Regions from separate parts of the Mus musculus genome. Here region 1 is linked to region 2. The links are chromatin loops, found by intact Hi-C in ENCODE. Cell type or tissue: left cerebral cortex. All regions are shown on one strand. Each heading gives the region's core, and the rest is flanking DNA. Links, peaks and the distances in the headings are about the cores only.

Region 1 (16,414 bases), core at 6,173-8,672, 430 kb before region 2:
CACGTTGCCAGTCCTTTCCTGGCACTTTACAGCGCTCGGGCAGCATATGGGAGAGAGAACCCCTTTGTCGTTTGGCTGGGTAGCCATCAAAGCTAAGTAAAAACCAGCGTCTGGCTCGGGCCTCCCCGAAGCCGCAGCGCAGCAGATCAGAACAAGGCCGGGATGACCTCAGCCCCGGGGCTCCACATCCAATGGCCAGCACAGGGCTGCGGCATGCTCGCCCGGGGTGGAGTGAACGTGTCGGAAGCTGCGAGGCCCGTTAGTGACCCTGAAGCCCATGGTGAGCTGGGAGCTGCACCCCACGGGCTGGCCACTCACGCGAGCCCGGACAGGGCCCGCCACGCCATGCCGCGCCGTGTCGCCCGGACAAGTCTCAACAAGCCCGCCATGCCTCGGCCCGCAGGAGCAAGAGACGCCGCGGGCTTAGCCGCCTGCCGAGGCGCCAGACTAACAGAAAGCCTGAAGGAAAGCAAGCCCGAGCCCAAAGTCAAAAACTTACGGGCATGGTGACGGCTCCGCAAGCGCGGCCGCTCCAGGTCGCCGAGACGAACTGCTCGCTTTCGAGCGCCCCTCAGCAACTTCCGGGATAGAGGCGGCGGGGAGGAGTGGAGAGGAGTGGAGGCGGGGGCGACCGCTCTAGGCTCCCGTCTCAGTGGTACGGCTCCCGCCCTGACCGCCGGGCCAAGTCCAATGAGGGACATTTAAATGGCTTCTGCGTTAAACTCCGACTCCGCCCTGCACCCAGGCCGGGCTTCGGAGGCCCGGGCATTAGGCATTAGAGGGAAACCAGACCCGAGGCTGCAACTAGCCTGGTCTCCCCTGTTCATTGTGCGGGGCAGCGGACAGGGGGACACACGGAACAATAATCTTTGTTCTTCGCTGTATTACAAACACCATAGGCGAGCCTGGGAGGGGGCTGGCTCAGCGCTTAAGAGTGTGTGTTGGTTAAGACTGTGTACTGCTCCCGCAGACGATCTGGGTTTGGTTTTCAGAACCGAGCTGGGCGGTTCGAAACTGCCTCAAACTCAACTCCAGGGAGATCTGCAGGTCTTTTCTGATCTCTATGGCACTGCACTCCCTATGCGCGCGCGCGCACACACACACTCATAATTAAATTTAAAAATCTGATTTTGGGGTTGGAGGTGTAGCTCAGCTAATAGCATGCTTGCCTTGCCTTCATGAAGCCTTAGGTTAAATCCCTAACACCACTAAATAAATAATTTTTAACTAGAAAGATCCCACTGACGGGTTGTGAAACAAACTTCTAGTCTTGTGTCTGTGCCTTCTAAGGAGTGAGACTTGAAGTTCTGCACCGGATAGGCTTCACCTCCGGTTTGCTTTGCTCTGAAATAGTTTTTTAAACAAATCCCATTTGCTGCTGTGTTTGATATGCCTCTGTCTCAGAAAACGTGGTAGGTGGCACCTAAGAAAGAAACCTGATATTGACCCCCTGGCTTAAACACACACACATACACCATTTATAAGCTTGACCCTAAGACTGTCCTACCAATTTGGGGAAAAAAAAAAGATGTATAATACTCAATTTGCATAAAGCAGAAGAAAATTAAAACACCGCATTCCCTCATGGAGGAGTGCTCACCCAGTAAGTAAGAAACCCCGAGTTTGATTTCCAGCACTGGATACATCTAGGGGTATGGGGCACACTTATTATAATCCAGCACTTGGGGTTTAGGCAGGAGGGTTGGAAATTCAAGATCATCTTCAGCCATATGGGGCCATCTCTGGAACACCAAAAATGAATAAACTGTAAGTCAATACTAAATATGGTGATATAGATAACTATGTAAATTATTATGTGTGTACGGGGAAAATAATGGTCCTAGAAGTTCCAATGTCTCAATGTCCATGGTCTGTGGTTACTTGACGAGTACAGTTAAGGCTGCAGTCTGCATGAGATGCCTGCCCTAGTCTCTGCCATTTGAACACTTGAGACCCAGTTGGTGCGGTTTAGGCTTAGGAGGCTTAGGAGGTGTGGCCTCATTGCAGAAAATATGTCCCTAGAAGCCAGCTCTGAGGTGTTAAAAGAGTTACATTCCCAGTTTGCTCTCTGCCTCACGCTTGTCCTTTAAAATGTGACTCTCAGCTTGCTGCTCCCGTTGCCATGCCTACCTGGTGCCACACATCCGTGTTATGATGGTGATGGATTCTTACTGTTCTGGAACCATAAACCTAAATAAACCTTTCCATCTAGAAGTTGCCTTGGCCATGAAGTTTCTTCACCATAATAGGGTGGGGGTGGGGATGGCGGTGGGGGTTGGCGGTGTTTGTTTTGGTTTTGATTTTTGGAGATAGGGTCTTGCTATATAGCCTCAGATAGCCTCAAACTCCTGATTCTACTGCCTTAGTGTCCAGCATGCTGGGATGCAGGTGTGTGCTAACACCACAGCAGACATTGCTACTGACGTTGAAGATGGAGGAAGGAGACATCGAGTCAAGGAATGTGGGAGGTTGGTACAAGCAGCAAACCAAGGGAGTGAATCTCCATAAAGAATCTGCTCTTGGGCTGGTGAGATGGCTCAGTGGGTAAGAGCACCTGACTGCTCTTCCAGGCTGCTCTTCCGAAGGTCCGGAGTTCAAATCCCAGCAACCACATGGTGGCTCACAACCATCCGTAACAAGATCTGACTCCCTCTTCTGGAGTGTCTGAAGACAGCTACAGTGTACTTACATATAAAAAAATAAATCTTTAAAAAAAAAAAAAAAGAATCTGCTCTCCTCCACGCTGCTCAGTTTCAACCCAGTGAGATCTGGGTCAAACTTTCAAAACACAGAACTTTACCATTATGCATTTGTATTGTTTTAAACCACTATATTTATGGTAATGTCTTACAGAAATAATAGCTGAATGAAGGAAGACCTGGGAACTGGTCTTAACTTTCACTGTTTTCTTCCCTTACTGCTACTTTTCACAACTAAACAACATATAAAGAACCTTTTTATAGATAAGGCCTTGGCTATATCAGGATTTAAACCGTGGGACCTGTGAGATGGCTCAGAGGGCAAGGTGCTTGCCACCAAGCTGGTAACCTGAGTTTGATTCAGGGAACTCATGTGTTGGATTCCCTAGAGCTGTCCTCTGACTTTAATAAACATGCATGCAGTGTTGGCACACATGATAAATAGTGTTTAGAACATGTGTTTAATTTCAGATTGTGAGGCAAGAAGAAGAATTAGGATTTTCTGCCAGATGGTGGTGGATAAGTTATTTCTCCATTGAAATGAGTCAATTCAAGTCAGATTAGAATATATAAAGGTAGGTTTATTGGGAAGCAGCTTACTGGTCCTAAAGAATTAGGCCAGGGAAGGTGTGTGTATGTGTGTGTATGAGAGAGAGGGAGGGGGTGGGGGGAGAGAGAGAGACTGAGGGATGCTGGGAGAACCTGAAGGCCAGGTCCATTTTGGTATGTTAAATGCACCTCAGCTGTTTTTCTTGGATCTGAATTTCAACGGTGGTGGTACCTTTCTTTAATCCCAGCATTCAGAAGACAGAGGCAGGCGGATCTTGTAGCCTGGTCTACAGAGCAAGTTCCAGGATAGCCAGAACTACACAAAGAAACCCTATCTTGAAAAGCCTCTCAAAAAATTATTAAACATTAGGGTTCTCTAAAAGGATAGAGCTGAGAGAGAGGTGGGGAAAGAAGGAGAAGAAGAGGAGAAAAGGAAGGGAAGAGGAGGAAAATGGGGGTGGGGGAAGGGAGAGGGACAGAGAGCAGGGAGTGGCTGGATAGTCCATCAATGACTGTCGTCATGCTAGAGAAACTGAGAACCCAGTGGCTTCCCGGTTCAGGAAGCTCACTGCCTTAACAGTCACAATCTGGAAAGTCTGGAAGTTCCCTGGAGAGTCCAATGTACTAAGTCTAACTTAAAAGGCCAAGGATTCTAGAGTCTGTCAGACAATGACGGCAGCATGGCCATACCCACTCAGAAGGAAAGTGGCATATGGCCACAGCCTCCATCTCGCTTCTCTTTTTATCCAGGCTGGAGCCTGCTGGAAGGTGCAATTAAGGGTGGAACCTGCAACCCTACCCAGTCAACATCACACATGGCAGTCCTCTGTGGGCAGTCCCCCAGCGCACTCCCCACCCACCCCCACAGTGCATTTCTTCAGTCCTTGCCCAGTCTTAATCTAGTCAGTTAACAATGTCAACCCTGCCCCTGGAACCCCAGAGTGTGACAGGCCTGAGGCTCTCCCTGTTCTATGCTTGAAATGTACAGGAGGATGCTAACCATTGTTAGGGCTTAGCCATTCAGGCCTTTGCACTCTGCAGACCAGCAGCATCCCATCAACTTACTAACCATTTAGAAACAGAGACTCTTAGGGCAGTTTCGAGGATCTTCAGAGCCAGAATCTGAATCTCATCACATTCCAGAGATGTGTGTAAACATCCCCAAATAAGAAGCCTTAACTAGACTTACAGAATTCTTTGTTCTACGTATGGCGCAGAGGGTGTGACTTAGGGCCAGGCACATGCTGAACACATGCTCCCTGAGCCACACTGCCAGCCACACACTGCCTCTTTCTGGAGTCTTTTTTACCTTAAAAGTGGGAATGTCAGATTTTTGCTACTCCAGGGACAAGAATATTTCTCTTGATGGGAGCAAGAGATCATCCACCTTCCCCTGCAAGGGGCATCTGCTTCTCATGCCAGCGAGTCCTGCCCTCCTGTACCATAGGATGCTGGACATTAATAGGACATTAGAAGCATCAAAGCAGCGGCACCGGACAATTAAATGAGAGATCCCGTGACTGTCTTTAAACACCTCTCCAGGTGATTTCTATGTGCAGCTAGGGGTGAGAAGCACTGCTGTGAGTTTTCAGGACACAAACAGATCCTCATCCAAAACAAGTGGCACTTGATGTTGGACTTTCCAACCTCAAGAACAGTGAGTGGTCTTTTTTCTTTTTTTCAAGTACTTCTATAGTTCTTCTTATATTGTCTTTATATATTATTATTATTGGTTATTTCATTTATTTACATTTTAAATGTTATCCCCCTTCCCAGTTTCCCCTCAGAAAACTCCCTATCCCATCCCCCCTCCTCCCTGCTTCTATGAGGGAGTTCCCCCTCCCCCCCCACATTCTCACCTCACCACCCTAGCATTCCCCTATGCTGGGGCATCAGGCCTCCACAGGCTCAAAAGATTTTCCAACATATAGCAAGGACACATGCTCCACTATGTTCATAGCAGCCTTATTTATAAGAGCCAGAAGTTCAGTACCCCTCTTTTAAATGTTATATATAAATAAACTCAGCCAGATGTGATGGGTGTGGCTGTAATTCCAGCATTTGGGAATCAGTGGCAGAATTACTGAAAGGGTTCCAGGCCAGCCTGGGCTACAAAGTGAGACCCAGTCTTAATAAACAAACAAATGGAACTTTAGTAGCCAGATGAGATCTCCTAGAATCTAGCCTGCCAGCCTTCCAGGGTCAAGTCTCTGGCCTTCTCCTCATCTCCCCTGCCATCTCTGCCTGCAAACCTTCTGTCTGCCCAAGCCACCAGGGAAGAAACAGAGCTACTTACTTTGAGTCATAGGAAGGCACTCTCTCCAAGCTTCTGGTGATCCTGCAGCCCATAGGAAAGATGCTCTGAGGTCAGCATAAACGAATGGCTGGAACCTCTCCCTTTTGTGGACTCTTATTGCCTACATTAATCACTTTTTAATAACCACTGCTGTCCCATGCATACTTTGTCTGTATTCTTTCGCTTAAAATTCCACATGCCACTCAAAGGTCAGGGTTTGTTCGTTCCTCAGATGCTAGAAATGAGCTGCGAAAGCCTGCCACTTGACACAGCTGACTCGATGGCTGCTCTTTGTGGACTAGCTGTGTGGTTCAGCTAGAATCCTTCTAGTTTCAACTTTTCTGGATCTTTCCTGGTGAATGCCATTTATTATTCCTCCCTTAATTTTTTGGATGAAGAAAAAAAAAAACCCAAAGACCTCTGAATTCTGGGTAGTCTTCAGTTAATTCACTTCTAGAACCGGGAGAATAAGCTGTACTTGTTTGGGGATTGATGACAACACAATGAATGTGGCTTCTTCTCTTGGGAAGTGTGCATAAGCGAAATAAATGGAATTCTTTCCGATTTTCCCTTAGCTAAAAGCTGATCAAAAGGCTGTAGCTAAAGGGCTCAAAGTGTTAAGTAGAATGAATGGTGCTTTCATTATTTACAACGAAAAACTCCACTATTAATGGAATGTCTGTAACATACAGAGGGCAGATAATGTAAACCCCTCTCTTGGGAGCATGGAGACTTAACTGAAAGCTGTTTTCTTGACTATAAAATGAAGTGTGTGTGTGTGTGTGTGTGTGTGTGTGTACAGGTATGCATATATGTGTGGGTGCACATAAGTATGTGCACATATGTGTGCCTGTGTGTACAATGTATATGCACATGTGTGTACATGTGTGTAAAATGTATATGCACATACATGTGCATGTGTGTACAAGCCAGAGGTCAAACTGTGTAAGTTCCTCAGCAGCTGTCCATCTAGTTTGTTGAGACAGTGTCTTTTTACTGGGTCAGTTGGGATGCCTGGCTGCAGAGCTCTGGGGATCCTCCTGTCTCCCCAGTTCTGGGCTTACAAGCCTACACACCATGCCTGGCTTTTTATGTGGGTGCTGGGGATCATAGGTTCTCATGCTTAAGTGACACGAATTTTGCCCACTGTCACCTCAGTCCCCTAAAATAAAAATAATTTCATAAAGTGTCTCATCAGATGAAACAGTGCATAGTGTAAGCGTTTAATAAATGCTAACTACAATTCATTGTGCTAGTTGACTTTTGAGAGAGAGAGAGAGAGAAAGAGAGAGAGTCTCTACATAGCCCTGGCAGTCCTAAAACTCACTCTGTAGACCAGGGTGGCATGGAACTCACAGAGATCCATCTGCTTTTGCCTCCTGAGTCCTGGGAATAAAGGCATGTGCTACCACCCCAAATGCTTGTCAATAGTTGAAAAACTAGTTGGGGAACTGGTAAGATGGTTCAGTGCGTAAAAGTACTTGTGATGGAAACCTGACAACCCGAGTTTATGGACTGGAAGGTAGAAGGAGAGGAGCAACTCCACAAAGTTGTCCTCTGACCTCCACAAGCATGTGCATGTGCATGTGCACACATTCACACACACAAATACATACATACATACATACATACATACATACATACAACAACAACAACAAATAAAAATAAATTTAAAATTAAGATCTCAGCTTGAGCTGGACCTCCTGGTGGTACAGGCTTATATCTCAGCCACTTGAGAGACCAAGGCATAAGAATTGTAAGCTCAAAGTTGCATGGGATACCGAGTGAATTCAAGGCCAGCCCGAGTGATCAGAGACCCTATCTCATAACTAATTTCTTGTTCTTTTTCAGGGCTAGAGCTATACCTTGTGACACAGTGCTTGTCTAGTGTGCATGAAGCTGGGGCTCAGTCCCAGTACTGAAGAAGGAAGAAGTGACTTAGGCCTCTACATCTTATGTTGTTGATCCAATGTCTTTACATTAGCTCCACCTTAAGTAACGTGAATATTTCCCATCTGTATAAAGAACGCATTTCATCAAAAGAAAAGAGACTGTCCTTTCAAGTTCCAGTAGGTGGCGCAAGGAGCTACTTGTCCTACATGTGCTGGCCAAGAGAGAGGTAGGTCATCTTTGTTTCAGGAGACTTCCCCATCTGCCTGGTTTGTGCTAATGACTCCACACATAGCTATGTAATTTCCTTCAGACACAGTCAATGGGTACCATCGGTTTTCCTGAAGAAGGTATACAGTGTATTAGACAATTGATCATGAGTTTATTTACCCTTAGTATCTTCTCCTAAATATTGCATTCATCTGAAACTAGTTAACTGAATTAAAATTACTTAAATTCCTCTTACACAAAAATGTCTCTACATGAAGCATGGGTCCTAAACATGTCAAATTATGATGATGTCTTGTTCAAGTACCCAGTAGAGGCCTGTTGTTATGAATGAGGGCAGCTGAGCAGGCTTTGTATAATGTATAATCTCAAGCAATGGCATTTGGCAAATGAGTTTGTGGCATGCAAGGTCTATGTGTGCTGGTCCATAGTTTTTTCTCATTTCTGTTGTGTAAATAATCCCATCGTGCTGATATCGAACTATTGAAGGCCAGAGAGGTTCCCTGGAGCAGGAGTTACAGATGGTTGTGAGCTACCAGACATGGGTGCTGGGAACCAAATCTGGTTCTCTACAAGAGCAGCAAGCGCTCCTTAACTGATAAGGCCATCCCTCCAGCCTCAGAGGACTGGTTTTGAAGGATAGAAGAAGCCTGGTTAGGGATGAAAGCCTAACCATCAAGAAGCAAGCTCTGTGACCGGGAACTGGGACTCGCTCTTGTCATCAAAGCAGAAGACAAGAAGTCAATTCACAGTAGCTTGTGTCCCTGAACTACTGTAATAGGGTACCTCAGAGCATTTAGCTAGACACAGGACTTACCTTTGAATCTGGGGCAGGGCCATACCTGCATGTCAGAGTCAGAGTCCCTGAACTCGGCCTGATCAATTGTTGGAGAAGCTGGATAGGATTTGGATGTTCCTGATGGCTGGTGTCTGTCTGTTTGTTTGTTTGTTTGTTTGTTTGTTTGTTTCTGAAAGATACATGATCAGTGTCATCTGGAGGTACAGTGGAGGTACAGATTGCCCTATAGAAAAATCCCAGGCTAGACAAAACCCTGAGTGTAGCATCATAATCCCACCCACTTCCCTACTTCACAAGAAAATATACCAGGAAATGACTAGATGAAGAGAGAGCATCGTTCCATAATTTTTTACCTCTAATCTTACCATCAGGAATTACCTGTGTGCCTGCCACTGTCAGGCATCGTGACAAAAACCCCAGGGTGGGCATCAAGCCAGGCCAGCGTGATGCAGCAGATCCCTGGCTTAGCCCCTCTCCTTGCCCGCCTATGGGCTTAGCTCTGGCTTGTTGAGTTTCAAGTAAACGAGACTTCTCACACTTGCCCTGAGCCGAAAGTGAGCTGAGCACTGGCCATGTGCCAGGGCCAAGCCCCATGGGAGTGGGAACAGAATCCTGAGAGGCCGGCCACTGGGAATGAAGACGGCTATCCTCTGGCTGCCTCCCTTACCCTCCCAGGGCAACCTAGTTTCTCATCTCTTCTCCCAGATACTTTGGTTTCTTCTTTCCACAGCCCACTTGCTCTCGCTTCCCTGTGCACGCACTGAATAAGGCCTCACCTCCCTTTTATATGCTGTCCTACTTCTGAGGCCAACTGTGGCTGACCAGAGTTCTCTGTCCCAATTCCAAATGTGGCAGAGAGAGAATCATTGTCTCAGTGTGGCTCTACAGTGTCTGCCCCAACCATCTGTGGCCAGGGCAGCAGAGATACTTGAGGTGATAGTAGCTCCTGTAGAGGGGCCTGGGGAAAGGAGGCATAGGTCAATGGAACCCCACAGGGTACTACTCCTTCCTAAGCATTGTCACGACTTCCCGTGGCACTGAAATCCTCTCTAGACTGTCCATTGCTGTTCTGTCTTCTCCCTGAAACATGGGATGTTAATTGAATATAGTTTGTTTGTTTGTTTGTTATAAGACATTCTCTCACTGTGAAGCTTTGGCTGGCTTGAAGCTTGCTATGTAGATGAGATCAGACTCATAGAGATCCATCAGCTCTGTCTCCAAGTACTGGGGTTAAAGGCTTGTGCCACCATACCCATTGGTCATAGTTTCTTATAGAAAACATTTTCTCCATAATCTCAGGGGGAAAGATGTCAACAACTTGAGGCCATAATGATGTCTGTGGTCCATGCAGCTGCTGGGACCCATGTCTGGGTCTGCAGCGGGGATTGGGGAGGGGTGTTGATGTCTGTGGCCCGTGTTATCACTGAAAGCCATGCAGATGTCCATGGACTGGGCTGCTCCTGGGGACTGTATGGGTATCCATGGCATGCACTGCCACCAGAGACCATGCTGAGGTCTGTGGCGTGTGCTGACACTGGAGGCCAGGTGGATGTGTGTGGTCTGTGCTCCAGCTGACTGTGAAGGACAAGGAAACTTCTACTGCAGTGGTATCGACGACTGCAGACGCACAGTTGAAAAAAGGGAGACACAGAAGGCTTCTGGGACAACTCCTGTCCCTTAATAAAAGGAACAACCTATACAGGAAGCCACTAAAGAGAAGTCATAAAAATTGTGATAAGGATGATGGTGTACAGTCCCTCACAGTTGATGGCTAATGGTGGGGGGCTCAGTAGGGGGAAGGATTCGTTTTTCTTGAAGGGGCTGGCCACAGGGAGTTTGAACATGCTCCAGTGACTATATGGACAACACAAAATGGACTTTTTTCTTTTTTTTAATCTTTAGGTTTGAGGGGATGGGCAGAAGGTCACTGGGGTAGAGGGAAGACCTGGAAAACTGGGAAGCAAAAGTGATCAGGGAACATTATGTGATATTCCCAAATAATCGATACAAATATTATGTTTAAAAATCTCTACAAAAAAAAAAAAAAAAAACAGGCTGTGCTCATGTGGAATAATCAAATCTGGAGGTGAAGCATGGAAGGAAGAAAGTGTTGAAATGACAATGGCAGGCATGCTAAGAACTCAGTTGACAAGATCTAAGTGTTCCCAGGAGCAGGTTCTACAACCTACAAAATGAATATGCACAAAACCCAAGCGATTCATTTGCAAAAAGCCTTTTAACACAGGGCTATCATGAATATGTGAGAATTGGTTCAATCGTACTTCAAGGAACCAAATAATAAAATCTGAAATTAGGGGTGAGAGGCAGAAAACCTAGAGGTCCTGATCCCAGTGGATTCCTGCCCCAGGTATAAGACAGCATTAAAGGAGCTATGGGCCAGGTTTTTAAAACCTGTTTCTAGGTTTGAAAAGCAACTGAGACTCCTTTCCCTATAATCTGTAATTAATGATGACAAGAGGAGGAGGGGTGAGGAGGAAGAGGAGGCAGAGGGAGAGAAACAGGCAGAAAGATTTCCTATGCAATTGTTTTGTGTTAGATACTATGCTAAGTTCTTCACATGGACTGTCTCATTAGACACTTTATTTTGAGACAAGGTCTTATGAAGCCTAAGACAGATTTTTACCACTGGCAAAATATCCAGAAGAAAGGTCCTCAGAAGAGGAAAGGCTTATTTCAACTCCTGGCTTTAGCGGTATCAGTTCATGGCCAGTTGACTCCATTGCTTTTATGCTGGTGTTGAGACAGACCACCATGGTGGTGGCAGAGTATGACAGAGAAGGAGGCTCACCTCATGGCAGCCAAGAAGCAGAGAAGGTCAAAAGGGGCCTGGGGACCAGATACAACTTTTGAGAGCATGCGTAGTGTACCATTTGCTTTTCTCTTGCTGTGATAAAACACCATAACCCAAAATCAAACTTAAGGGAGAAAGAATTTCTTCTGGCTTATGGTTCCAGTGGAGTAAGTTTTCATCATGACTATCAGGCAGAGCAGTGAGATCAGGAAGCTGAGTGCTCCCATCTTCATCAAATACAAAGCAGGGAGTAAACAGGAAGCACAGTCAGGGTTTAAACTCTCAAAGCTCCCTTCCAGTGATGTAGCTCCTCCAGCCTTGCCATCAACTAGGAACCAAACATTCACATGCTGGACCCATATGGGACATTTCTCAGTGACCTACTTACTCCAACATGGCCCCACCAGCTACCAGCCTATTCATCTAGGAACTCATCAATGGATGGGATGGACCCATTGATGAAGCGTGTGCTCTTGTGTTCCAGTCACCTCTCGGTTGCATCGCCAACTGGGGCCCGACACACAGCATGTGACTCTCTGAAGATATTTATTATCCTAACCCCAAAATCCAATAAATGTGTGGAAGTTACAACGTACTGCTGCAGATATTGTTAGATGAATTGTGGGGGAGAGGTAACATTCTCATTATGGTCAAAGGAATGAGCAGTTCCCAGGGTGACTCAAATGGACCAGCATGACTTCTGGTAAACCAGATAGCTCTGTCCCTATGAGTTCCACTGAATGCGATCCCCATAAGACACAGGAGTAGTCCCCCGAGGGCCCTGATCCTTGTTGCCTGTGTTCAGTACACAATTGACCCAGACAAAAATACTATCAACGTGAGCTGCCAACCGGAACAAGCCAGAAGACTACTTGCCAGGGAGATCAATGGAGATCACTTTGTCTACCAGTCTGATGCTTTCGATCTCCGGGAGCTTTCCAGAATAGCCTGGAGTCTAAATGGATGCACACTGTTCTTTTGGGTTGTGAAAAACAGCTATCACCTGCCACTAGCTGGACCCAGTGGATCTTGGTGCTGCCTGCCAACCAGACACGTGAGACGTGCACTGGTTTCGTGTTTGTGCCTCTCTATTACCAAGCCTGCTTTCTGTCCGGGGAAATGCACCCCTGCGAACAGGATTTGAAGGCTTAGCTGTGGCAGCCATAAGCGGGATGCACTCCAAATGTAGCCGACTTGGAGTGAAATAACACTACTGCTCCTTTTCGTTTATGAACAACTTTACATCACAAAGCCCATCCCAATCATCATTAATTAAACCTGCCACTCGTCGCCCTCTGAAGCAGGGCTGAATCAGTCTGCTCATTTCACAGCTGACAAAGCAGATAGAAAGGCCCAGGGATTTGCTGAAGTGAAGTGGGGTTTAGTCCAGGAAACCTGGCCCCATTCCTCCTCTCATTCATCCTGATTTGCCGAGAAGAGGCCTGTAGAATGTTCGATGCTTAAGTCCAAGCAGCTTAAAGAACTCGGCTGGGGAGAGGAGCTTGGGGTAGCAGCAGCAGGGCAGCCCAGAGCATCAGTGTGGACCTTGAACTGCCTGAAAACAGGCATGTCATATTTTTAGTGGTTCTCAGTGAATTATAAATACATAATCCTCTGAGTTTCTCCTGCTGGGACAGAAACAGGGTGTTAGGACCCCATGACAAAGTGATCTGCCACCTACCAACACTTTAATATCATTACCAGACCCTCTTAGTTGTCTCGCTGTGTCTGTGGGTTTTACATCTGCAGATACAACTGGCACATTTAGAGACACTTGGAAAAAGCAGTGCCTATACTGAACGTGCAGAGACTTCTTTCGTGCCATTGCTCCTTAACAATAGACTAGGAGGACACGCATAAGTAATCTAGAGATGACTGAATGTTCACAAGAGACAGTGATAGGAAAATTCTGTGCTATTTTATATGAGAGACTTGAGTATCCATAGTTTTTGGAATCTGAAAGGGTTCCAGGAACTGATTTCCCCACAGATCCCAAGAGATGGTGTAGTGGTTTGAATATGTTTGGACCAGTGAGTGTCACTGTTTGGAGGTGTGGCCTTGGGGTAGGTGTGCCACTGTGGGCATGGGCTTTAAGACCCTCTTCCTAGCTGCCTGGAAGCCAGTATTCTGCTTGCAGCCTTCATATGAAAATGTAGAACTCTTAGCTGCTCCTGCACCATACCTGTCTGGATGCTGCCATGTTCCTGTCTTGATGATAATAGACCGAATCTCTGAACCTGTAAGCCAGCCCCAACTAAAAGTTATCCTTATAAGAGTTGCCTTGGTCATGGTGTCGTCTGTTCACAGCAGTAACACTCCAACTAAGACAGATGGCTATACACTAAAACTCAGACTCCGCTGGGAACATAGCTCAGTTGATCGAGTGCTTGACTGATATGTACAAAGCCATATATTAGTTCAATCCCCAGCACTACATGAACTGGGATCATGTTGTAATCCTAGCACTTGGGAGGTGGAGACAGGACAGCCAGGAGCTCAAGGCTATCCTTGGCTACACGGGGAGTTTGAGGTCAGCCTGGATTAAGTGAGGCCCTATCTCCTAAATGAATGAATGAATGAATGAATGAATGAATAAATAAATAAATAAAATGAATGACTAAGCTCTCGTAACCAAGACTTTTAAGACAAGGGTTAATAAATGGGCGAACACAGAGAACCACAGGCTGAAGTGATGGCTCAGTGGACAAAGCACTTGCCTCACAGGTGTGAGGATCAAGTTTGATCTGTAGAGCCCACATAGGAAGCTGGGTACTGTAGTGCACACTTATGATCCTAGAGATGGAGTGGCGGGAGACGGAGGCAGGCAGATCTCTGGCACTCACTGTCCAGCCAGCCTGGCTTACTTGGCAAAGTTCCAGGCCAGTGAGAAACCCTGTCTCAAACAGAATGTGGAGGGCACCCATGGACTGACCCTGGAGCTTGTCTTCTGAGCTCCATGTGCACACGCACACACAGGTGCACCCACATCCATATACAACAAACAGAAAAATACAATTTTTAAATGTCAGAAAAGAAAATACAAAGAATACAACAGTAGTGGCTGGAAGATAGGACCTATCTACAGACTCACTGTTTTTCTGAATCTGTGTGTTTCAATGTCAAATATAGAAATGAACCTATGTACTAGTACATATAGAACTCTACATTATAGGGCAAGTGTCTGAAATGAAGGGTCTAAAAGTCCGAGTTTGGGCTGGTGAGATGGCTCAACAGGTAAGAGCACCCGACTGCTCTTCTGAAGGTCCTGAGTTCAAATCCCGGCAACCACATGGTGGCTCACAACCATCCGTAACGAGATCTGACTCCCTCTTCTGGTGTGTCTGAAGACAGCTACAGTGTACTTACATATAATAATAAATAAATAAATAAATCTTTAAAAAAAAAAAAAATAAAAGTCCGAGTTTTTAGGCATTAATTAGAATTCATGGTCTTCCACCAAAAATACATCAAGGAGACTGTTTATGGATAAGCAATACTATTAGTATTGCTGTGTATTAGTACCATAATTTAAATCTGTTAATAAAACCAAATCAAAAGATTATAATTTCTAATTAATACAAACATTTTTATCTTTGTGTGCTTAATATATGCTAGACACTATCTTAATCATTTAAGATACAATGTGAATCTAATTCACCCACTCAAGAAATTTAAATAATTCATCTCTAATAATGTTTCATCAGGATGATCATTTTACAGGATTTAAGATGCCAGTATAGGAAATTATCCTGGGCATGATGGGACCCTCTGACATAACTTATAACTCATCCAAAAGACAGAATAGCAGGAAAGGAGAAAAAAGCAGAAATACCTTAATTACATGACATTAGTCTTGTTTCCAAAACCGCATACAAAATGCTCATTGAAGAGTCAAGGTTAGGTGTTTGGAGATGGCTCCCACTAATCCTGAGGAGGGATCGTAGCTCCCCAGCACCCATGTAAATGTCAAGTGGGTGTGGTGGCTTGCCTATAACACAGTGACCAGAAGTGGAAACTCCATCTTCAGGGAAAGCTGATAGCTAGCGAAGCCCGTAGGTGAGCTCTGGGGTCAAGTGGGAGACCCTGCTTTGGCATGTGAGGTGGAGAGTGGTTCAGGAAGATAGACAATGTCAGCCTCTAAAAGAGAGTTGAGGAGTTTGGGTTTTTTTTTTTTTTCTTCTTTCACTGTTGAAATATTTGGTAAACATGCTTCTTTATATGTTGGTTTTCATTAGTTTAGTAGCTGGGGACCTCAGGCCCTTAGCTGAGGGCTGACCCCTGTGTGGATATGCTGGTGGTAGAGATGACAGCAGGAGGTGTGGCCCAGGGACTAAGCAGAACCCAGGAGTTGGGGGCCGGTGTTTTGCGTCTTCAGTCAGGGCTTCTGCCCACTTTCTGGATAGCTTCCTGTAAACAACGTGATTTTTATCTTTGACATTGGGACTTCACAGTCTGGTATCTTGGTATCTTAAATGAAGGGTTTAGATGAAACCAGTTTCCCAACCTATGTTCTGTAGAACATAGATCCCAAGTGATCTAAAAGGTGCAGTGCGCCACACCCTGCTGTGGACAGTCTCCAGGAACCTCAGTGTAGTAAAGGCTCTGAGAGTCAGGTCTGACAGAGCAGTATCATATATAACACCATTTCTCAAAAGGTTCTGGCCACGAAACCCTTTCTCTTATAACAGGCTAACATCTGCTGATTCATTCAGTAACTTAGGTACACACTTTGAGAAACACTGCAATAAACTGGTGTGATTATATCGGAAGCAGAAGACCAGCTGAGAGATGAGTGGTCCCCTGAGGACAGGTGGCCCGCCAGGAGTCTCAGTCAGCGACCACACCTGGCCACTTCTGCTTGTTGACTTCTCACCTTCTGTATTGTGACAGCTGCAACTAGGGAAACCGCTCACCGGAAACAGCAAGGGCAGCAGGAATTGAGACCCGAAGACAACTCAAGTCAGGCACTGGGATTTTGGATTTTGTCTTATTTTTCTTGTTGCAGTGACAAAATGCCTAGCAATTGCAACCTGAAGAAGGGTTTGGTTTGGTTTGCATAGTGAGGGTACAGCCTGTCACGTTAGGAAGGCATGTTTGCAGGAGCAGGAGGCAGCTGGTCACATTGTATCCATAGTGAGGAG
Region 2 (16,414 bases), core at 5,826-8,325:
AGAAACATTTGTATTTTTCCACACAGAATATGTATCTTTCATAGACAGATTCTACGTTACTAACCGTAGCAGGAGTTCAGAAACATTTGCTGTACAGGCCCAGTGAGCACAGAGGTCTTTCGTCTTCTCTTGCGGTATAAAAGCAGCCAGACGGTGTATGAACAGAGCCTCACCTACAGAGCTAGGTGGCTGGCCAGTTTACCAAACAACAGATTAATTAATATCTTTAAAAGAAATATAGAAGCTCTGCCTTATCTAGGGAACAAAGGACAGAGATTAACTGTCTACACTCTTTTTTTTTTTTTTGGTTTTTCGAGACAGAGTTTCTTTGTGTAGCCCTGGCTGTCCTGGAACTCACTTTGTAGACCAGGCTGGCCTCGAACTCAGAAATCCGCCTGCCTCTGCCTCCCCAGTGCTGGGATTAAAGGCGTGCGCCACCACGTCAATGTTCATTTTAGAATTGACCTGGGTCATTTTACTTCAAAGTAGTCTTTTTCCTCACAGTGCCCTATAAAAGCCACCTCACTGTAATGCTGTCAACCCCCAATCTTTTCACAGATTGCCTTCGCAGCTTCACTGACCTAGAGGAACTTGATGAGACAGAGTTGTATATGTGCCATAAGTGCAAAAAGAAACAAAAGTCCACAAAGAAGTTTTGGATTCAAAAACTTCCCAAGGTCAGTGATGTGTTTCAGATAAGGTGCAGTTCTGGATTGGTCTGTGAGGTTTGCAGTCAAAACTGAAACCTCTTGATGATTTATAAGGTACACAGGAAGAGAGCGGTGTCATCAGAAGAGAATCTGGGGCACCTAATGTCCTGAGCCTGTAGTTCTGGGTAGGCACTGAAAGGTGAGTCACCTTGGAGTCGGTTCTCAGTCTCCACCCCACTCTGTCACCAGGCACTGTGCTTGCACCTGAAAAGGTTTCACTGGACAGCATATTTAAGAAACAAAGTCGATACATACGTTCAATTCCCACTGAGAGGCCTGGACATGAAGTGCTACCTACTAGAGGTAAGGAAGCCAGGGGAGGAAATCTTCACAGAGAAGTAGGCACTGGGCTGCCCTTGACAACTGCTCCTAACTGAGCCCTTGGGGTACCCTCTTTTTTTTTTTCTGTAGCCGGAGAACAGTGGTCCAGACAGTTGCCTGTATGACCTCGCTGCTGTGGTTGTACACCATGGCTCTGGGTGAGTTGTCAGCTTATTGGAGTTGGGAGGACTTGGTAGCCATACAAGATGGTGTGCAATTTCTAGTTACACACCAATTGTCCCAGTACTCCTTAAAAATGGATTCTGGGTCATTATAGGGGTGCAGGATGCTGCGAGGATGCTGTGAAGCATGAGGAACATAAGGAAGGAGAGTCAGGAATGCTCCATCTTTTTCTATGTACCACTACAAATCAGTTCCTTATGCCAGTTCAAATTGAAGAGGTGGTAATATTTGAACTAACGTACCATGTCATCTACTTTTAAAGATTAGTTTTTAGTTTTGCCAAATAACATCCGATTTTTTTTCCATCCTGGAAGTTTGAGCTGTACTTTGGGTGCCCTTTTCATTTCTGGTCTGGTAAAGAATCATTATTTTACTTTCAAACTTGGACCAGTGTCCTCGGGCAGGCCACCACCCATGTCACAGTTCCTTCCCTCACTGCAGACGTGGCTCCATCAGCTTGTCAAAACTGTGAGTCTGGCAGGAGGCTGAGTCCTCCTCCTTTATAAGCATCCTGTTGCTTCTAAGTTTGTAGGATTTCCATAGACATAAGAAAAATCAGGTATATTCCACATTAGTAGTTAAGAGACACTCTTAGTGTCTTTACTAATGGAAATATTTTTATATTCTGCCTCACTTTTTATTCCTGGAATCCCTGCTAAAGATAGAGATTTTGCTGAGTTGTCTTCCAGTCTGTCTGATCCTTCCTGCCAGTCCTCTGGCAACTTTGTATTTGGCAATAATTATCCTTTTCCCCCTTGACTTCCTACTCTTGTTTTATAGCTGGGTTGTTGCAGTGTCTTCCTGACATTGCTGGCACTGGACAGTTTTGTGTCCTCTCTGCATGGATTCCACGGTGACTGCCTCATATAGCCTCACCCCCACCGCTGTTTTCTTCACAGTACATGGGAGAACAAGACTATGCTAAGGATCTTTGTAGCAGCTGTAGAGGTCTCCAGGGCACCTGCTCTCGTCTCACTAGACAAGAGGCTTCCGCTTATGCTTTCAAATGCTTACAAGCATGTCCACAGCTCCCTAGCTTCTGTACTGGCTCAGTGCCATCTTCTTTGTTCTCGAAATTCATTTTTGTGGTCAGTTGGTGTATTGTTTCCCAGTGTCAATATATTCCTTGTCTGGGTTTAGAGGAAGGTAAACATAAGAGCTCAACTAAGCATCTCAAATTAGAGATCTTTAGGATTTATTCTCTAATTACTGTGCTTATGAAAATTGATGACCTTTAACACTGCTCAGCTGTAAAGATCCTTCTGTGACTTCTGTAGACTTTTCTCATCGTTTGAGACAGAGTCTCACTATGTAGCCCTAGAACTTACCATGTAGAGTAGGCTGCCCTCAAACTCACAGAGATCCAGCTTTCTCTGTCTCCCAAGTGCTAGGATTAAAGGCATGCAACACCAGACCTTTTTGTGTTTACTATTTTACTCTATAGTCTTTTTTTTTTTTTTTTTTTTTTTTAACTTTTTGCCTTTTCTTTACAGGGTTGGTTCTGGACATTACACAGCATATGCAGTTCACGAAGGCCGCTGGTTCCATTTCAATGACAGCACTGTGACAGTGACTGATGAGGAGACCGTTGGGAAGGCAAAGGCCTACATTCTGTTTTATGTGGAGCGTCAGGCCAGAGCTGGAGCAGAAAAACTGTAATACCTCCTGACCATGAGTCATCAACTACACCGGACAACATTTCCATTTTCCATAAATACTTGATCCAAGAGTCAAATTTCAGTATGCACTTTTCAATTTCCAGTTTGGGGTTTAGTTTGGTCAGTGGTAGTGACTTACCCAACATGAGCACCAACTAATTTTTGTTGTTGTTCTACCAGAAAACCTCAGCAGGCATTTTGATTGGCTGCTTTAGTTGTAATAATTCAATTTTTATATGTAGTTTCCAGAACTTAGTTCTGTTTGACTTTTTATATTAATGTTTTCAGTTCTCACCGAGGCACATTTGCATTTGCTCTATACTCACATGCTGAGAGCCACCCTGACTGCTGTCTTCATAGCAGCCAGGTCAGCGACTCCATCGTGAGGATCGTGTGTGCAGGTCTGTGGCCCACCGGTTTCACAGTGACTGCTCAGGAATTCCTTCCGACTGCAGACCAGGCCGTCACCACTGCTGTGTCTCAGGGTTGCTGTGCCTCAGCATTAAATAACTCTGCCAGTCCCGTTGCACCTGTGCTAGAGTTCCAGAACTGCTCCATTTCTTGTCTCTGGTCTTCTTTTAATATTTTCTTGGGGGCAGACAGGCTAGGAACACTGACAAGTGCAAATACGTGTTTAAAAGCCCTGCGATTCAGCTGCATGGTAGAGGTATGTCCTGTGGGTGGATCTGTCTGACCATCAGAGGTGAGGTCTTACCCCCCAGACCTGACTTCCAGGCAGAAGTGGAGTCATAGAAGCTCTGGGTTTTAATTCACTCCCTGCCTGAAGCAGAACCAGGTGAAAGTATATGTCTCTGAACAAGAATAGTTTTTATTAAATTCAGTAGCTTAAAAAATACTGTTCACAGAAATAGGTTAGAAGCACTATTTGGACCATTTAAAGAAGGCAGCTAGTGGCAAATGCTGGAGGCCAGTGATTCGGTTTGCAGGTATTGAAACCTTTAAGTCAGAGTGTACAACTCCAACACAGCCTGTTCCACATCCACCTCCTCGAGGGACAAAATGCACTTCATGCAGACTTTTTACTAATATTTTTTCTATTACAAGTAAGTTTGGTAGCTTTCCTTGTCCAGTGAAGTTGATGGAGACGTGGCTCAATTCCACATTAATATTAGCTACAGAAATCTTCATTCCCTCAGAACAGAAATTACATTCTGGATCAGTACCTTAATACACTAACTTGAATCCCTCAGTACAATGACCGTATGACTAGTGTGTCCTTGGTCACACTAGTTATGTCAGGGCTGGGTACAGGACAGTGCAGGGCAAGTACCTTTCCATAGGGTTCTCTTGCACAACACAGGTCTAAATTTTATGCAGAACAACAAAGCTGTGACATGTGTAAGCACTACAACTTAGATTTAGTGCAGGAAGAGGAAGTGTGCTGAGTTCCATGAGGTAGAGGCATGTGCAGCTCTAGTTCTGCTGGTTTGAGCCACAGATCGAGGGTCGAATGATTTGCTCTAATATATCAGAACTGTGATAACATCACAGCTAAGCCTAAATGAGTCTCATCTAACGTTGCACACAGCTCCCACTAATCCAGGCTCCTCTGGCATTTATATCTTTGCCTCTGACTGGGCAACTGTAATGACTTACACAGTACGCACACAGAGCTGGCACTGTCAAGCCAGGTGGAGCAGCAGCAGCAGACTGGGCCGCTCTGTGGGGAGAGTGGTCATTAGGCAACACTTTGGCATACAAGGGAATGAATCATCTCTGGAATTTTTGTAGCAGCTTTATTGCTTGGTTTTACTTAAGCAGCAATGGCTGAGTGACACCATGAAGACTCTTTGAGAAAGTGACTGCACCCATATGCAGTGCCCATCTGAACACCCATGATGAAGTACATGTGCCTATTTGTTTTAAATCTAGCCTTACTGCACCGGTTACAGGCTTCTCTCTGTACTGTCTAGGGCTTTCCCACGTGTGTTCTAACCTGCATGCAACTTTTGCTCAGAGCGTATGCTGAGGCAGGGCCTCATGCATATCCTGTCCTGTCAGCCCATGGCAACAGGAAACTCCAAGTCCTCCCACACAGGTGGGGATAGAAACAGTTTGTGGCAACACAAGTCTCTCCATGGTGGAGAACTCTAAGCTTATCCACTGTATTCTACTCAGTGTGTAGTGGCAGATGATGTAATTAAACCAGTCATATGCGCTGGCCCTGGTTGAGTGTCGTGTGTCACACCTGTGGTACCTGCTCAGATTTATTTCACTTCTTTGGTTTACTTTATATGTTTAACCCATTGTAACCTCTACCGTCCCCTAAACTCTCTCATGGTCCTCCAACTGCTGAAGTCACCTCTTGCCCAGGCTTTGGAAAGGCTCAGGTAGGAACTGTTTCCAGAGCATGGGTCTTCTGACAGCCCCGAGAAGATGCCACAGCACAGGAAAGAGGAGGCACATGTGTGTGTGACTGTCACCACTGGGCAGTAGCCCTCAAGGGAGTGGTGGCCATGCCAAGATCATTGGCCATTAAGACTTAGTAGTCTGTATGATGCCAAGATGTCATTGTGCACGTTACCATTCATTCTGGCTGCAGACGAATCACATCCTAGTCCCGCCTCACCAGCTGGGCTCTTCTGTGGATTGTTTCCAGGCAGAGCAAGCCGGGCAGTGGTGGCGCTCGCCTTTAGTTCCAGCACTCAGGAGGCAGAGGCAGGCGGATTTCTGAGTTCGAGGCCAGCCTGGTCTACAAAGTGAGTTCCAGGACAGCCAGGGATATACAGAGAAACCCTGTCTCAAAAAGCCAAAAAAAAAAAAAAAAAAAAAAAAGAGGAGGAGGAGAGGAAGGAAGAAGAAATGGCAGAGCAACAGCCATCAGGGGCCAGTCTTGTAGCCTACATGGGCAGGAGGAAAGGGGAGTAGTCATTAAGGGGTTCTGTGGAGTTCTTTCAGGGGAAGCTGTAGTAGTCTTAGGTTTCCACCAAGTTGTATGCACTTAGAGCAGCTTCATACTTCCAGATCTGCAGCACAGCTTCCTAAAAAGCAGGGCAGCTGGGGGCTGTGTGCAAGCATTGAAACCCATCAGACTTGCAGTTCACTTCCAGTTATTTACACTTCAATTAAGTGTTCAAAAATAGAAACTGCCCACCCTCACATATTGGGGAATGCTATCTAGGACAGATAATGAAACTCTGCAAATCACCCACGAAAAAGAACACATGCACCAGTCTGTCTGTCTCACACACACGTGCTAGCTTTTAAAATAACATTTCAGATGAATCTTATGACAGTTTAGGGTAAAAATGGAGCCATTTGGGCCTTGCCATTGGGGTTTAAAGATAGCTCATCTTTGCAAGGTAGCCATTAGTGTCCTGAGCTAAAGTACCAAGCATGATCCTCAGATTCCACTCACAGTTTGGGGCATGGTAAAAATGACCTCTTCCTAGCAAGGGTGAGCAGAGGAGCCGCACCGACACACTCTGATACCTAACAGCTAATACTCACTGTCCTGCTAGGAGAAAGGCTGCAAGCCCAGGAAGGGCTGTTGTCGCTAATTACCTCCAATGAAAACACCTTAGTAAAAGCCAAGAGCCCTGTGCTCAACACTTATCAGCTCAGAGGAAAAGAAATCCCTTTTAAGGAAAACTTGTAACTTCAATGGGCTGCTCTTCTGCCAGGACTTTCAGGCCCTCTGAACATAAGCCGAACCACAGATGGCTTCGAGTAAGTCTGGATCCTGACACCCGCCCTCCCCACCCCGAGCTTCAGCACCAGTTGTTGGCCAAAAATAAACACCATTCCTCAACCATATATGTCCACCAGTCCTGATCTGGGGAGGAAGCAGGAGGCAGGTCAGACCCTTTCTGGGCATTCACGTGCGGCCACCACTCACCATGCACATAACCCAGCTCAATCGGGAGTGTCTGCTGTGTCTCTTCTCCTTCCTGGACAAGGACAGCCGGAGGAGCCTCTCCAGGACTTGCTCCCAGCTCCGAGATGTGTTTGAGGACCCCACCCTCTGGCCCCTGCTGCACTTCCATTCTCTCGCAGAGCTCAAGAAAGACAACTTCCGGCTGAGCCCTGCGCTGCGCAGCCTGTCCATCTGTTGGCATTCCAGCCGTGTGCAGGTGTGCAGCATCGAGGACTGGCTCAAGAGCGCCCTCCAGAGGAGCATCTGCAGCCAGCACGAGAGCCTGGTTAATGATTTCCTCCTGCAGGTGTGCAACAGGTAGGCCACCTTGCCCCTGAGCACTGTGGCTTTGTTGGCCCTGGCTCCAGGGAGGGCTGGGAAGCACACATTCCAAGAGCAATATGGCTCAGATTGAGACCAAGGCAGACAACCAGTGCCCAAAGAGTTGGGTTAAATCGGCTCACTCTCAGCTCCTAAAAATGCTGCTGTGGCAAATGAAGTTGAGTTCAGCTGGGTTCAGCGGCTCCTTGGAGCAGCTGTCTTCACTGGCAGCCATTAAGGCCTGGTTGGGTTCAGCTGAGCCTGGATTTTCAAGGTCAGGCTCCCAAAGGCATCAGTTGGCTCAGGCCTCTAATTTGGCCAAAAATAAACACCATTCCTCAAACAAGAATGCAGTTACCGAGGCCTGAGAACTGCTGCTAAGGAAGGAGAGCTAGGGTGCTCAGGTAAGCTGAAGCAAAGCCTATGCAAAGTAGCAGTGAGCGTCTCCTCTGGGGAACACACTTGTCCTGCACAGCACTCAGGGATGGATTTCAACTGTCAGGGCATAAGGGATACTCTGAGACATAGTGTGCTGTGCCAGTGTAGGACTGCCAGATCTTAGCAAGTAAGATACACACCACCCAGTTATATTTGAATTTGAGATAAACCGTAATAGGGGATGCCCTGAAAAATCCCCTATTTGATCTTTTGATGCCACACATCCCTCCCTCCTCCCCCCAATCCCTTGCACAGGCTGAGCCACAAAATGGGTCAGTCACACCTTCCTGTGCAGGGAAGCTATGGCCAACATGGCTGTGCCAGCTGCTGAGGAGAAAGAGCTCCCTGCTAGCTAAGAAGCATGGGTGGTTGCTAGCTGCTGCCATCTAGGGTTAGTACCACTGTGGGCTGGCCTCACCACAGAAAGTAATTACAGGGGCCTGCCTTTCACTTGTTCTCTTCCCAAGTTGGATTTGGGCTTGGCTCTGACAAGACCAGGCAAGGCCATTTTGATGGGTTTCACTAGGCTGCAAGGTTATGGGCAGAGTGTGTGTGTGTTTGTGTGTTACAATCCCACAGTGGTTCATTCTTGCTGGAAGATAACCAGGTTTAATCCCTGAAACCAGCAAGATTCGATTTTTACAGGATCTGCTAAGCACCTGTCCCCAGTGTCAAAGAAAGTGCAAAGGTATTGAGTTTCCAGTTCTGATATTGTATAACTGACCTCAGACCAAATGTTTAAACGCCCACCTCATACCTTTCTCTGCAAAATGAGAAAATCTGTATCACAGGACCAGAGGATGGAGTGACAGTAATTTGAGAAAGGTAAAATGAGCTGGGGGTGTAAGAGAGTCAGCTGTTCTGAATTCTTCTGCCTTAGTTGGGTTTCAGTCTAAACCTTAAGGCCAGATCAGGCAATATGCTGAGGGCTTAAATGCACCTTCATAACCATCACGAGTAACTTGCCAAGTCACTTGAGCCACCGGGAGCCAGTCTCCTCATTCACAAAACTGGTGTAGTAGGTGTAGCGTGCATGATGAGGGAGGCATGGGCTCGGCGTGTGAAATGGTACCAAGTCCAGCACACTTTAAATTTAAACCTTCCCAGGCACAAGGGAGATGAGCTGCCCCAGCTAGGTGCAGGCAAGGCACTAAGCGGAGGGTGGTGTGGAAAGGAACCCGACCCTCCAATCCACATTCAGCTCCTCGACCACAGGGCCCAGGCCCACTGGAGGCTCCGCCCAAGGAGGAAGCCACGTGACCATCCTGGGCTCTAGGAAAGTGGGTTGTGCCAGTAGTGGGCTCTGCTCACCCGAACCTCAGTCCTCACAGGTGCATGGCTACACACTGCCCAACTCTTCTACCATACAGAAGTCAACTTTGGTTCAGTGATAGTCCGGTCACATTACAAACTCCAGGGCCTGGCGCTAGCGGCCCTGGCTTTCAGGCTGCTGACCCAAAAGCCGAAGTAACTGTTGCAGGCAACCGAGCTGACGGTCTGACCCAACACTATGGTTTTCAGTCACTAACCACTACCCCAGGAGACCTCTCCGCCCACAGAGTCCCTGTCACGCATGGATCCCAGCCTCGGGGAGGATCAAAGGCACACAGCTGTCCCTTTCAAAGACCCCTGATAATGGACCCCGTAGATGAAGGGGCCGGGGGCCCTGGCTACAGCCCTAGCCCCTCGGACTCGCTGCAGTCTCCTGTGAAGGAGTTCTGCTGCGCCTCAGCCCCGTGTCACCCCGCTCTCCCCACAGGTGCCCCAACCTGACGTCCGTCACGCTGTCGGGCTGCGGCCACGTCACGGACGACTGCCTGGCGCGCTTGCTGCTCAGCTGCCCGCGCCTGCGTACGCTGCGCCTCGAGAACTGCGCGCGCGTTACCAACCGCACGCTGGCGGCCGTGGCCGCGCACGGGCGCGCGCTGCAGACTCTGCACGTGGACTTCTGCCGCAACGTGAGCGCCGCCGGCCTGCTCCGCCTCCGCGCCGCCTGCCCGAACCTGCGCCTCAGCGCCGAACGCAGCGCGGCCATGATACCCGATCAGCCGCCGCGCGCACGCGTGTGCGCTGCCTCAGCTTTCTCGGCTGCACCGGGGAGACAAAGCATGCCTCACCCCACGGGCTCCTACTGAGGATGCGCGCGCGCGCTATTAAAGGAGAGGATGCATGTAAAACTCTGGGTTTCTCTTTAAACGTCTGCCCCGTCGCGGCGCGCTGACTCGCCGTAGCGCCGGGGCTGCTTTCTAAGCTGGCGAGGAACCTGCGAATGGCTGAGGGGAGAACCCGAAATGAGAGTCTCCCTGGCTGCTCACTGCCAGACCGTGCGAGATGCACAAGCCATTCTAGAAAACTCACTCCTGTCCCTGCATGACTGATAGTTACTATTATTTCTCCTGTTTCTCACAAGGGAAAAAAAAGCATCACTTTTAAAAAGCCAGTATTTAAAGTAGTAGCCATAGTTAAAAGTGCTTAGATAGGGAACCATTTTTACTTGATGCAAAAAATGAGACTAGTTTTTCTGGCCTGAGTCTGGACTTCTAGGTCAACTTCACTTTAGTTGCCAAGACCCTGTGGCCACGGCCCTCTCAGTTCACCCAGCAGCCTCCCTCTCTAGGCAGGGGATGGGCAAGCAGGTTAAATGAGCACAGCTAGGGGGTGGGGAAGCTCAGCCAGGCTTCTCTGGCTGCCATCTATAATCAAGACTCCTTCGTTTATCTGCAGCCAGATTCTTTTTTTTTTTTTTTTCTTTCAGATTTCTGTGACATGGTTTCCCAATCCCTATCCACAGGTTCCTTAATTTATTGCCCAAATGGAAAACAAGAAAAAGACAATTTTCTGTTCTGTTCGCGTGGAACCCCTATTCTAGGGAGACAATAATTGGTACAAAAGAAGGCTTGTGGGGTGGGTGGGGATAACCAAACTAAATGTCATGGAGAAGGTTGACACTTGAGCCATGAAACCAGCCAGGGAGCCAAGCAAGCCATATGGAAAGTGCTACAGTCCAAGAAACTGCAGGGCACCATACTGGAAGCATTCGAGGGATGTGCGACAGCAGTGAGATCAGCATGGCTGAAGCAGGGAGAGGAGTAGAGAACCAGATGGAGGGAAGTGTAAAGGACAGATTATGAGGAGGATAAAATGAGCCCTTGGAGGTAACCGCATGCCAGCAGGAGCCAGACCACCAAACAGCGAAAGTGTGTGAAGTTCCACTGAACAACATTCAGGCACGTGTGGCAGGCATAGCCTCCAAGGCCCTGGGGACTGCTGAGGGACTTTCCTGCTGCTGCCAGGTTCTGAGCTGTGGCAGTGCCTCACCCAGAATCAGGGTACACAAGTCGTGGCCTGGTGTAATGCCTTCTAATCTTTGGGAAAGCTCCCAGTGGAGTGTTCCAACTGTGCTGACGATGTTCCCACTGGCAGGCATAGCTCAGCAAGCACATGCCACCTTCAGGGAAGGTGGGTAAGCCACTAACCCTTTACTGACAGCAAAACCAGAGAAAACTGGGCTCTAATTTCCCAGATCTGTAAAGGGAAGACCAAATGGTCCCCAGGCCCCTTTTTGCCTGCTCTCCCAATAAATGTCCAACACATACTTTTTTGCTAAATACTGAGCTTGGCAGACACAGAGCTTCATCTGACAAAGGTCACATGTTCATGGACATCTGGGAAAAGCTTGGTTTTTGAAGGTAGAGGGTTTATGTTTTCTTGAGACTGATTAAGGACATAAGTTGGCAAGTATTTGTTAACTGAACGAGGCCAGCAATTAAGGAAATACACAAGTCTCTACAAGGCAAACCAAATCCCTGCCCTGAGACCCAATGGCTGGCTGCTCTACAGATAAGGAACACTAGTCTTCAAGAATCAAGAAGAGGAAAATAAAAACACAAACAAACAAAAACTCAAAGCAAGCATGCAGGTTTCCAGCTAAGAGGCAGCATCACCATGCTATCTGCATCTCTGCAGACCTGAGACAAGTGGGTTTGTCGGGCACCATCTTACTAGAGTGCTCCCACAGTCTCCAGGCAGAGCAAATCTTCTGTCAAAGGCCCAGATCCGGTTAAGGCATTATTCTCAATGGCAATAAACTGAAGCCTGCAGACTGCTTGTCACTAGGACAAAGCCTAGAGGCACAAGCAGGGCCTTCCTACCTCAAGTCCAGAATTAAGGGCATATCTTTATTTAGAAGTCTCCGGTGCCCCCCAGAGACTTGAATCTTTTTCTAGGGAACCAATTCCATATGAAAACTTCAATAAAATGATGCCTGGATTCTCAGCTTTATCAGGGATGTTCCTTCAGATTTGGAAAGACAAGCACTCGCCTTTCCACTGGTAAACTTGCCTTCCCGTTTCTCTGCCTGGTACCTTATTTGAGCAGGCTGTCAGCAATGGCCTTTTCATTGAGTCCACAGGAAGCAGCCTGTGACACAGATTAGATGGGAGGAAAAGAGACAAGCTGCCTACTGACCTCCAATGCTTTCTGGTACACTGCAGCAGGAGCCTCACAGCAAGGGGGCTCCTCTTTCCCACCACCCGGCATACTCAGCTGGCACTCTTGGACAGATGAGCAACTGCCACTGACCACAAGGGCTGGGTTAAACACCAAGTGGGGCTCTGTCTCAGTCCCTCATCCACACACTAACCCTTGTATGAATGTACACTGTCAGCCACCCATCCACTCACTGATGCATGTGCACAGCTGTCTCTTTTGGACCACTGTCCCCTTTGCTGTCCTTTGGTACATTGGCACAGAGGTGCTGCCTCACACCAGCCATGCTTGAGGCTCTGCTGTAGGCCGGGATGCCAGCAGCACAAGGGGAGGGAGGTGTGAGAGCCCCGGCTCCTCCTCGGTAGGTATCCTTTTCAGAAGAAATCTGTCCCCAGTTTCTGAATGGCCCAGAGAGCAAGGTGACACTGGCAGACTGCAAAGCTCACTCTGTTTGGGCTCATGTCTGCTTCAACTTCTAGCCTAGGCACCCCTGGATCAACAACAGCGGCCCCACTCTGATTCCTGAATCTGCTTTATTTCTCTGCATAAGGAACCCTGCACAGGCGAATCAAACTAAAACAAAATAAATATATGAATATTCATGTAAAACTGTCCTTTCTAATGAACAATTATACACAATGTACAATTTCATGTTCACTGGGTGGGCTTACAAAAATGTATCATTCTCAACTAAAAATACACCAAAATGGCTCCATGCAAACTTATCCACAGTGACCAAAAAATACAGAGGAAAACCTGACTGAGCAGTTTCTGCTCTTTGTTTTGTACAATCACAGAAAAATAAAACCATCTAATTTCTTTGTTTCATTTGAAGTAACTAAATGTGGCCACTGTTTGTATCAGCTTATGTTCCTAAAACATCTATGTAGTTACCATAAAAGTATACCAACATCAAATTGGAAGTGAGCATTATTGAGAAAGGTGGGTGACAGCACCCTCATCAGTCAGTAGTCAGTGTCAGAGCCCTCTGCATTGTCCACATTTCTTGAGAGCATGTAGTTGTCCATGTCAATTGAACGGCAGTTGTTGATGGCATATCTCAAGCGCTCAGCCATGACCAGCTGGCTGGAATAGGGGGGCAGCCGCAGCTGGAAGAAGCAGGTCTGTGAGGTAGGCAGACTGTCATAAGGCTGTGGAGAGACAGACCAAGAGCTGTTAACAAGTGCACTGCCATCCCAGGGAGCATGGGGCTACTCATTACCACCCAAGACAGGAGAGAGCCTCTCCCTGACTTCTGGCTGATCTGCAGGAGTCAGAGAGTAGGTCTCAGCACAAAGCACAGAGGACCCACTGTCGCAGCTGGGGACACTTTCAGTTGGGCTTCATCCTCCTTCCCACTTCCTGCAATGGCCTGCAATGGAAAGTGGAGTCCTGACTAGGGCTACTTGGGAGACCAGAACCTGGCAGAGAGAAGAGCATGCTGAGAGCTCCCTGCTGTCCACCAAGGGGCAGGCAGGCCTGAGGTCATGGTGGGGATCCCCACAGAGAGTGAAGTGGAAGGGGCTAGGGTCCTGTCCATGGCACCTCACCCCTTCTCTGCTGCAGTGTGGTCTGAAGCCCCTCGCTGTTGTTCACGGATGGTGGGGAAAAGCAGTGAAGCCCAAGGTGTGCACTTAACTAACCATCATGAGGATGTGTTTACACAGCTGCGTTTTCTTGTTTTGTTTTTCTTTTTGGCTTTTCAAGACAGAGTTTCTCTGTATAGCTTTGGCTGTCCCCTCAAACTCACAGAGATCCACCTTCCTCTGGTCTCCTGCATGCTGGGATTAAAGGTGTATCCCACCACTGCCCGGCTTGGAAAGAGGGTTTTTTAAATTTTAATTAAAAAAAGCCCCGCCCCCTTTAAACACATGGTCTCACTATATAACTCTGGCTAGCTTGGTACTCAGTATGCAGACCAGGCAGACCTTGAACTCACAAAGATGTACCTGCCTCTGCCTCCTAAGTACTGAGAGTATGCCACTATGCTTGGCTTTAAAAAAGAATTTTTAAAGTACACAGCTGAAAATGGCTTCTTTTAGAGGGCAGGTTATATATCTTCTCTGACCCACCCTGCTAACAACCATTTTCCAAACGATTTGCAAGGACAGTAATGATAATTATGATTCTTATTTTTTTAGACAGTGTGATTTGAATATGCTTGGCCCAGGGACTGGCACTACTAGGACATGTGGCCTTCTTAGAGAAAGTGCATCACTGTGGGGGTAGTCAATGAGACCCTCCTCCTAACCATGTGGTAGCCAGTGTTCTGCTAGCAGATATCTTCAGATGAAGATGTAGAACTCTCAGCTTCATCTGCACCAAGCCTGCCTGGAAGCTGCCATGCTCCTGCCTTGATGATGATGGACTGAACCTTTAAACCTGTGAGCCAGCCCCAGTTAAAAGGTGTCCTTATAAGAGTTGCCTTGGTCATGGTGTCTGCTCACAGAAGTAAAACCCAAGCTAAGACAGACAGGGTCTGTTATGTAGCTCAGGCTGGCCCTAACTTGAACTCCTTCCTTAGGTGCTAGGATCACAGTGTGTACCACTGCTGGCTACACAGTATTTAATAGTAAATGTCTCTCCTTGCAGTGCTGGGTTGTGAGTGCCAGGGAAGCACTTCCTACTGGCTACATCCTGACCCCACCCTTCCTCCCTAGCTCTTTTTGAATCTGTGCTCTTCCTCAGAGCACCCTGACAACTGGGCTGCATTCCAGTGGTGGGATCTGCATCCTCCATGTATGAGAGGCTCATCAGCCTCCATATGAGAGCCACTGATGCCAGAGATATGGGCAGAAAAGCTGAGGACATCAAGGAAGGGAAGGACATCAGATGGCTCAGACACTTAAATGTGGGTACTAAAGAAGTGACCCAAGAGCCATAGAGGAACACCCCCAGTAGTCAGTTTACTGAGGCAGGGGATTAGTAGCAGTAACTCCTGGGGTGACTGGGCAGCCTAGGACACAGTCAAGGCAAGGATCATTCCGAGGACTAACCAGAAGGAAACTATTACCCCCTTCCCACTTCACTGTGCAACAACAAAACAGATTGGCCGCTTATAGTCTCTGGCTAGTCATGCAGCAAATGTATGGAAAGGCTCTTTTCACAGCATCCCAGAGCACAGCAGTCCCAGTGAACCACGGCCCTAGCCAGGAGCAGGGCTCCAGCTGGAGGCTGCAGGAGGCAAAGTTCTGTCGACAGGAGCAGTTCTCAGCCTGTGAGTCTGGACCCCTTTTAGACCTTTTTATAGGGGTAGTTTATCAAATATTCTGCATATCAGATATTTACATTATGATTCATAATGGTAGCAAAATACAGTTATGAAGTAGTCAAATAATTTTATGGTTGGGGGTCACAATATGAAGAACTGTATTAAAGGGTCGCAGCATTAGGAGGGTTGAGAATCACTGGTTTACAGCAACCTCCAGGAGCAGCAAGAGAGTGAAGAACACAGGGCACTGAAATTGAAGAAAGTGCTGGGTGTAGCATCTTATTTTCCTTACCATTTCCTTATCAAACACCACGCACCTGCTAGAGGGTGCCCACACACAGGAAGGGGAGGGGCTACTGCTGAGTAAAGAGGAGGAGAGAGATACTGTAAGTGTTGGGCCAGAGAGCAGAGGCCCAGAGGAAATCAGGCAGAAAGCACAGGAAAGAATCCCAGAGCTTCCTGTAAGGGAGATCACGGGCACTGTCCTTAAAGGGCAGTGCTTGCTAGGCCCAGATGGAAAGGGCACGAAGGAAAACTCACTATGGAAGGGCTCCAAAGCAAAAGAACACGGTATGCTGGAGAGACAGGCAGAAGCCTGATTGTGGAGAGGGCTAGCAGCATCTACCCGGGGTCTGTCCAGGATCCCTGAAAGATCTAGACGGAAAGAGGCACAGCTGGTAGAGTACTTAGGAAGAATGGCTCTGGACTGCAATGTGTGCTTCAGATTCTAAGCTTGTTTATTCTTGAGGCTCTGCAGCTAAGGCCTCCACCCTCTGCACCCCTCCTGTGGTAGCATATACCTGCTGCCTACATCTCCAGGTTCCTGCACACCAGGTGTGCACCAAACAAGACTGGACCCTGGCACACGAGCACACATGGAAAAGGCCCAGGGCCTGAGAGTCGGGGGAAGCATGAGGATCCCCTGCCCACTGAGACCTAACCAAGGCCAGGGTTGCTGTGGCAACACGCACTCCACATCCACTAGGCTCTTTTCTCCCCACACCTAAGTGAACGTAAATTTTTATGCTTGATGTTTTTAGATTTGGATAATCTAAATGCTAGAGCCTGAATGGGCAGACCTTCTGGGGGGGTTACATTTTGGTTTCCCTAGCAGGCAAGGAACAGAGAAGGGGTTGGGGGGAGAAGAAGTAAATTTTAACCAAGGAAGGAGAACTGCCTACTTACCCTATCGACCTTCATGATTTGA

What was found. Peaks named below come from ENCODE experiments on the same cell type or tissue, not always from the same donor. Only the 100,000 strongest peaks of a DNase experiment are listed, where the experiment ranks them.
Region 1: a loop joins it to region 2, with 2.7 times the contacts of the local background. A loop is called at or near these places in 1 of 42 quality-filtered maps.

The regions. Positions count from the first base shown.
Region 1 is chr9:66,930,266-66,946,679 of GRCm38, reverse strand. It overlaps Rps27l (ribosomal protein S27-like), which reads right to left and starts at 594. Exons shown (of 4, transcript NM_026467.5): 1 at 500-594. The coding sequence starts at 505. In left cerebral cortex, for the core only: a CTCF peak has its summit at 7,611 (motif pointing right); a DNase peak (open chromatin) is centred at 7,615.
Region 2 is chr9:66,504,872-66,521,285 of GRCm38, reverse strand. Fbxl22 (F-box and leucine-rich repeat protein 22) reads left to right here and starts at 6,693. Exons shown (of 2, transcript NM_175206.4): 1 at 6,693-7,067; 2 at 9,268-12,827. The coding sequence starts at 6,733. The coding sequence ends at 9,643. It overlaps Usp3 (ubiquitin specific peptidase 3), which reads left to right. Exons shown (of 15, transcript NM_144937.4): 12 at 559-677; 13 at 900-1,013; 14 at 1,122-1,189; 15 at 2,708-6,647. The coding sequence ends at 2,873. Herc1 (HECT and RLD domain containing E3 ubiquitin protein ligase family member 1) reads right to left here. Exons shown (of 78, transcript NM_145617.3): 77 at 16,393-16,414; 78 at 12,511-13,147. The coding sequence ends at 12,962. In left cerebral cortex, for the core only: CTCF peaks have their summits at 7,012 and 7,904; DNase peaks (open chromatin) are centred at 6,514, 7,061, 7,548, 7,918 and 1 more place; H3K4me3 peaks cover 164 bases; H3K27ac peaks cover 2,111 bases.